Regions from separate parts of the Homo sapiens genome. Here regions 1 and 3 are each linked to region 2. Evidence: chromatin loops called from intact Hi-C (ENCODE). Cell type or tissue: Caco-2. All regions are shown on one strand.

Region 1 (2,500 bases), 200 kb before region 2:
GTGCAATCTCAGCTCACTGCAAGCTCCACCTCCTGCATCCGACCTATTTTTATACTTGTTTCATTTTGCACTGGGATCCACAAATCATGTAACCAGCCCTGCATGGGGGAGCAGGATGAGAGTCAGCTGGAGCTCTAAGGAGGCGCTGAGATGGTCAAGCAGAGGAGCAGCAAGAGGGGTTCCCTCAGGATCAGCAGGAACCCAACTCAAAGGGAAGAAAGGGACACACATCAAAGAAAGATTGGTGTCTTTGCAGTACTTTTCCCTGCTCTACAGTCATGCCCTGGAACTGTGGCGTACTGCATGGTGACCGTCTCCCTCAGTCCATGGAAAGTTACTTTTATTTATTTATTCTGAGATTTATCCACCCCTTAGCATCTTACATAGTACCCTGTAATTGTATTTCACAATAGATATAGTAAACACGATTGTTATATTTTTAAAATTAGAAAGGGAAGACGCCCTGTAGATTTCCAGGGCCCTTATTTGTAGAGTCATCCAAGTTCTAGGTTTACCTTTAGGTTCTCCTTTAGAAGAAATAATCTTACAGGTATTCTCTGTTTTTTCAGTGCCGTGTTGTTCAGCATAACCAAGCATAGAATGATGTGACCTAATTCGTATTTATCACAGAGTATCCTTCCCTGTCTTTTTAATATCAAAATCTTAATGCTGAGTTTCACAAATATATAAACTACTATCTGTTCTTCACAGACAACTGAATGAAAGATATGTTACAATAATGCCATCTGAATTTATATAGTACTCTGCTGTGTTAAGGTATGGCAGCATTTCTTATAATGTTCTATTTAACAAGGAGGTTAAACAGGTTCCTATGAGTCAGACAAATGAAGTGAAATAGGCATCATAATGTAGGAATAGTGTGGGCTTTGGAATTACATGCTTTGGAGTGAGAACTAGATTTGAATATTGTCGTACCAGACCCCTATTCACTTCAGTAGAGATGGCACCAGGTTCAAGAGGCTGAAGGAGAGACTCAAGAGTCAGCAAATGAGACATAGGGTTTATTGAGAAGAACTTACATGCAGAGTGTTCCAGTGGTGGCAGGCTGGACAGGAGCACGGAGACCACCTTCAGAAAGCATGCAATTTATGTACCATTTTCACTTACCCTTCACCTGGAAACCTTCACTTAACCCAAAACAAAGGGTCTGACTCCCCAGGACAGCCCACATTCCATGGGACAGGCCGTGGGCTCAGATGTTCCTCATAGATAAGGAATGAATCTCTGGTTGGCCACTCCTGGATTCCTTAGCTTGGAACTCTGAACACGCATTCCTCTTAAACCATAGGGTAACTCTCAGGGTGTTGCTCAAGCTAAGCTGTTGCTAGCAGGTATGTTTGCCATACAGTAAAAAGTTGGCTACTTCCGTGTAACTTTTGACACCATTGAAATCTATGAGCTTTTGTTTTCTCCTCTGTAAAGTGGAATAAAATGAGATGTGTGTGAATTTGTGTGTGTGTGTGTATGTGTGTGTAATATAGTCTGCTCCAAGCTTTGCCATGAAGTAGACACTCAGTAAATGTTCATTTCCCTTGTCTTTCTCTTTTAAAATAAATCACTCGCCTGATTTACCTGTCCTGCTAGACTGAGGGCTTCCTGTTGGAAAGAACCGTGCTTTGTTTATCCTTGCCCCAGCAGAGACTCTGAGCTTATAGTTTTTTCAGTAAAGCTGCATTTAAAAAACAATTTTGAGCTTAACTTTTAAAATATTTTTCATGAAGGTGTTTATTTCTGGCTTGGTGCATTCTTCCCAGAGGGAGCATCACTCTCCTCCCTTGCTCTCTTGGAGGTTTTATCTTGTATCTTCCTGTTTTGGAAGGGCTTTCTGATGCCAGCCCAGTGAGCTCATGCAGCGCTAAGTGGAGAAGGCCAGGCCGCATGGTCCTCCTTGACCTGAGAAAATCTAAGGCCCCCTTCCCCTGTGTGCTTGCACCACACGTGCAGTCAGACATCACAGCAGCCACTCTGGCTTCCTGCCCATGAAATAAATGCTCTCAGTCTGACATTGCTCAGTCTGACAAGAGACATATTTGACAGGAGCAGGTTGGATGGAGAGGGTTTTGAAGAGGCCAAGCAGTGGAGGTGAAAGGCAGGAGGCAGGAGGTGCTCACACCATGGAGTCACAAGGGTGGGGCAGCCTCCTCACTCATCCCCAAGTGGCATGTCAGTACTTAGTTGGCACATGCCATCAAAAACAATGAGCTGCAAGAGTAGAAATGTCTTTCAAATTTCATGTCCTGTGGGCTATGATAGGTGTCATATGGTGTCATGCCAGATCCCTATTGACTCCAGCAGGGATAGTACCATGTCCAGAGGCCAAAGAAGAGACCTGAAGCCAGCCAACGAGACATAGGGTTTATTGGGGGGACTTACATATGGGGCAGTCCAGTGATAGCAGACTACACAGGAAGACCACTACTGTTTATAAAAAGCATGCAGTTATATAGCATTTTTACTTAGCACCCTCCACCTGGCAACC
Region 2 (2,500 bases):
CACGCAAGTCTTTATCTTATAATAAAATGATCCTATAAGTCACTATAATAACAATTGACTACTTTGTATATGCAAGTTTATCCTAGGGACTCTAAAAATAGAACTTGTAGGATTTAAATCTAAAGTAAAGATTTTATGGGCATGATCTATTAGATCCTCCAGCTGATCCATTTATTTGCTTCCAGTATGAACTGATAACTTGCTTATGTTTTCTTCAAAAAGTGAGACCATTCTTCCCATAGTTTTTCTATCACCAGCCATACACTGGTGGTCTTTAGAGTTTTTCAGATCCATAAAAGGATTGAAAAAGTATAAGAATCACCGCTCTAAAACATCCTTATGAAAAGACATACATAAGTATGAAATCACAAAAATCACAATGTGTTTCCAAACAAATCCAACATTCTTTTATGGCCAGTAGCAGCAAACAGGTTTTGTGGAACTGACATAAAATCTAATTTAGCCATTATTACAACATTACCAGCAGCTCAGAGCACTAAGTCACCTCAATAACCCAGTACTGCTCTGCCCATATTATCTATGGCTTTAATTAAAAGTGTTTAGAAATGGTTTTAGTACTGACTTTGTTCAGAATATGTGGCTGAATTCTAAATTTAAAAATAAGTCTTCCAGTAGGCCCACAAGTGATCAGAATTGGGTACCAAAAGTTGTACATTTAAACACTTTTATTAAAATGTTTATACATGTACATAAAATATTTTATTGTGATACAAAACTCTGTACAAAGTGTACTAACAACTGACATGATTATAAATGAATCCCCAAAACAATGGTGCCTAAATTTGAACACTAAGGAGAAAAAAGGAGGAAGAAATACTTGAGACAACTTTACCATGGCATAGCAATATTTCCTGCTGTCAAAATTAATAAAATATTTTGCACAAGGGTGTTACAATTAATTTTATCAGGCTAACAATGTCATAAGTGAGGAACCCTTTCAACTGTAGAGAGCACTGTGGAAATATAGATGTGGTAGAACAATCTATATCACCCTGCAGTTGTTTCTGTGTTTCTATGACTAGCTTTGTTTGAGATTGTATAAAGCGGTCTTCACACCCCGGTGAATAAGATTGGTGGATGCAGTTCCCTGCCCTGCCGCAGAAGGGACCTCCAAACACAGTTTAAATCTGACTCTCCGGGAGTTGTGTTTTGACACTTTCACAACAGTGTGAACTTGTGCCACAAGCAAGACAGATCTTATTGGATTAACACTGAACTCGTGACAGCTCCAGAGAGTAATGCTATCTGTGCGGCTTAAGAACAAACGTGTTTCTTTCATCCACCCTGCTCATTCTCTTCCTGCAGTTACTCCTAGCAAATCCTCCCCGCCCTCACCTCTAGGAATTCCTCTACACCCAGAGAAAGGAGTTTCTTTCCTCACTGCGGAAACCTATCACCGCTTCCTTTCCACAGATGGACTCCAAGGGGCACTCACTCGTGTGCCCACTAAGGGATTTCTCTCCTAATTCCACGCCTTCCAAGGGAAGTCAGAACTGCTCAGTTTCCCCCGGTGACCACATACACGTGTCCAAGTGAAGCCTCGTCTGGGGGAGACTCAGTTCCCACACTTCCCCCTGGCCCCTGTGGAGGCCCTCTGTCTCCCCTGCGTGGCCCTCCGCCTGGCCCCTCGCACTCACCAGGAGGAGGTTGTGCGCCACCAGGTACCCGAGCCGCGGGCTGCCCCGGATGCCGGGGGCCAGGCGCCCGGTGGCGTAGCCGTGCCAGGCCACCACGTAGGGGTTGTCGATGGTGATCCAGTACTTGACCTGACCGCCGAAGTGGCGGAAGCAGAGCTCCGCGTAATCCCTGAAGTGGTCGGCCAGGGCGCGGTTGGCCCAGCCGCCGTAGGCGTCCTGCAGGCGCTGGGGCAGGTCCCAGTGGTACAGGGTGACCACGGGCTGCACGCCCAGCTCCCGCAGCCGCTCCAGCAGGCGCCGGTAGTAGCGCAGCCCCTCGCGGTTGGGGACGCCCGCGCTGCCATTGGGGAGCACTCGCGCCCACGAGATGGAGAAGCGGTAGTGAGTGACCCCGAGCTCGCGCAGCGCCTCCGTGTCGCGGAAGACGTTGTTGTAGCTGTCGCTGGCTACGTCCCCGGTGGCGGGCTGCAGCGGCGACGGGGCGCCCAACGGCAGACTGGCGTTCCGGGAGTCTCCCGGGGGTGCCAGGGGGTGGTGGGTGAACGTATCCCAGATGGACGCACCCTTGCCGTGCTGCTGCCAGCCGCCCTCGGTCTGGTAGGCGGCGCTGCCCACGGCCCAGAGGAAGCCGTCGGGGAAGGTGCCCTGGAAGAGGCCCGCGGCCTCGGGGGCAGGAGGCCGCGAGAAACGGGCCCAGGTCTGCGCGCCGTCGCCCGGCTCCGCACGCAGGCGGCGGCCGCCCAGGCCCAGCAGCACCAGCAGCAGCGACAGCGACGGCGGCGGCGGCCGCGGGCGGCGCGGCGGGGCGCTGGCGGGCATGCTGCGCGGGAGCCAGGCTCCGG
Region 3 (2,500 bases), 230 kb after region 2:
GATTGCTTGAGCCCGGGAGTGCAAGGCTGCACTGAGCTGTGATCGCGCCTCTGCACTCCAGCCTGGGTGACAGAGCAAGACCTTGTCTCTAAAAAGAGAAAAGAATAACCTGGTAAGACAGCATCTTCACACACTCTGGTATTTATCTGTACAACACATCTGAACAAACAGGGGCTGAAGATGAAGAGGTCCGAGCAAGACTGCTCCAGTCAGGGTCCTTTCATCTGGGAGAAAGTGAAATCCCTTCAAACCAGTTTGAATAACAGGAAGTGGGGAGGTGGTTACTGCAAGGCCACAGTGCTCAGAAGGTGCAGGGGTGGATTCAGATCGAGGCCACCTCTTTCTCACGTAATCTCTAGGGACTTCTCTTCTTCTTTCCACACATCTGCTCACCCACCTTTGTCCTGCAGCAGGCTTTCCCTTAAATTCCTCTCACATATGGCCCAGAGTAGCCCGTGGATTTTTTATTTACTCTCCATGACTCACTGGAAACTTGTCTGTGTCTTTTAATTCAAATTCCTACAAGAAAATACAAACAGGTCACACAATACATAGGTCATTGTGAACGGGCTACTCTTCTCTGTGAGGTAGGATCAGAGGGAAGACAAGATCATGCAACTCAGTAGAGGCAATGTGCCACAGCAGATTAAAAAGGCTGTGGGCAGGTACCCCAATACATGTATGTTTAATGGGAAAAAATGTTCAAGTATAGTTTATCCTTAAAAAAAAAAAAAAAAGGCATCTCCTTGTTCCTCCTCATCCAGACTTCTCCAAATCAGCCTCCACTATCTCCACTTCCTGAACTCACATTTGCTCACCCCACTGCAGTCTGGCTTCTGCCTTCTTTTCCCCCACCCCAATAGTGCCCTAAGTCTGCACTATCAGAAGTCACCTGTGATTTCACAAGTCACTAAATACCAAAAACACTAACGTCAGTGTCTCTGTGGCTCCAATTCTGCCTTGTGTCAATAAGTACAGGGAATCTAGTTTCTCCACCAATATGCCCAAACAAATCCAATCACATCAAATATATCAGTTTGAATGAGGTAGTAATAAGGTGAGATTACACAATGAACATAATTTCATTTGACAAATTCTTTCCTCTGACATTTGCCTTTACTCAGTTTGTTCCTCTCCATATTCACCAAGGACAGCTCCTAGCCCCTCTGAAAGCTTGAAGCCAGCTGATCCCCAGAATCAAGGTTCAGTATTCTCCAACTTGAATGGTGATCTCACAAGAGGGAGTTCTCATCCCATACTCCTACTAGTGGAGAAGTGTCACCTTGCGGTTTCTTCCTGCACCATCTGCCAGATATGCGTGACTGTCCACTGTCCAATCATCTGAAGGTTCCTGTAGGCTGGGGGCTATCGTCCCATGAACAAGGTGAACAGAGATCCCCAGGAGCCAGCTTAGGCTCCAGTCCCACTGAGATCTAGGCGCAGGCTGATTCCCACAGAGGTCAGCTATGAGTTAAGTACAGCTCATAACTTCTTGGAGAATTCAGAGTCCAACCGTATTTAGGGAAGACTATTTATTCTCCTATTACGGTTTAGATTTGTTTTCTGGTAATAACAGGTATCCCTCAGTTAATGGCAACTCCTCTCTCCAGTGCTTGGGCCAGGTGCTTTCTCTCACAGTTCATACCCAATATATCAGCAAATTCTGTTGGCTGTACCTTTAGTATATATCCAGAACCCAACCACTTTTCACTACATCCATTACTACCATCCCATCCATCAAGGCCATTCCAGTCACAGATAACCCAGATTAGCACAACCGCTTCCTTGTCTGCCTCAGCCCTCCCCCCTCACACTAGCCAGAGGATCGTTTTAAAATGGAAGTCAGAGTATATGACTCCTCTCTTCAAAACCTCAGGTGGCTTCCCATCTCACTCAAAAGCCCTATGGCTTTTGCTTACAGTCCTTGTAATAGTCCACAAGGTCCTACATCTGTGCTTCCACGCCCCTGACTTCATATAAAGCTCTTCCATCTTTACTCCATTCTAGCCACACTGGCCATCTTGGAAAATACTAGCAATGGCTAATATTTTTTGAGCACTTACTCTGTGCCATGTACTTCTTTAAATTTACTTAATCCTTCAGAACTGAGACTCTGAGAGGTTATACAACTTGCTCAAGGTTACACAACTGGTAAGCAGCAAAACTGAGGATGAAACCCAGAGTATGGCTGCAAAGCCACAGTCTCAGCCATATATATAGTATAGCTATATACTGCCTTTAATACGTATTTTTATTAGAGCTACTTTCTAAATATTTGTCATTTTTTCCCTTGATCTGAGAATATTTTTTAAAATTCCAGGTAATTAGATATTTCATTTTAATTCATTTTTAATTTTGTAATTTGAGATTCTTTTGGCTTGATAGCCAATTTCCATACGACTCAGTTTCTTGACAAGGTGTATTGTTTCAAAATTACAATATTTAACATCTCTATTAGATCTACCTTATTTTAATCCCTTATATACTTTGATATGTGACT

The links. A loop is a pair of places that touch in the nucleus more often than their neighbours do. Peaks named below come from ENCODE experiments on the same cell type or tissue, not always from the same donor. Only the 100,000 strongest peaks of a DNase experiment are listed, where the experiment ranks them.
Region 1: a loop joins it to region 2, with 2.1 times the contacts of the local background. A loop is called at or near these places in 4 of 110 quality-filtered maps.
Region 3: it touches region 2 in a loop (4-fold over the local background); 2 of 110 quality-filtered maps call a loop at or near these places.

What each region holds. Positions count from the first base shown.
Region 1 is chr13:33,216,978-33,219,477 of GRCh38, reverse strand. The region is part of intron 1 of STARD13 (StAR related lipid transfer domain containing 13); the gene reads left to right. Among named protein-coding and RNA genes, the nearest start is that of STARD13-AS, 59 kb to the left of the region's middle. In Caco-2, no CTCF peak of the experiment used is centred here; DNase peaks (open chromatin) are centred at 1,247 and 1,935; H3K4me3 peaks cover 260 bases.
Region 2 is chr13:33,016,418-33,018,917 of GRCh38, reverse strand. KL (klotho) reads right to left here and starts at 2,495. Exons shown (of 5, transcript NM_004795.4): 1 at 1,659-2,495. The coding sequence starts at 2,477. It overlaps LOC124903151 (translation initiation factor IF-2-like), which reads left to right and starts at 2,465. Exons shown (of 2, transcript XM_047430819.1): 1 at 2,465-2,500. The coding sequence starts at 2,476. RefSeq lists enhancers at 1,470-1,529, 1,738-2,315, 2,316-2,500 and silencers at 1,600-1,699, 2,390-2,459. In Caco-2, no CTCF peak of the experiment used is centred here; a DNase peak (open chromatin) is centred at 1,227; H3K4me3 peaks cover 1,145 bases.
Region 3 is chr13:32,789,657-32,792,156 of GRCh38, reverse strand. No RefSeq gene overlaps it. Among named protein-coding and RNA genes, the nearest start is that of LINC00423, 120 kb to the left of the region's middle. In Caco-2, a CTCF peak has its summit at 1,259; a DNase peak (open chromatin) is centred at 1,306.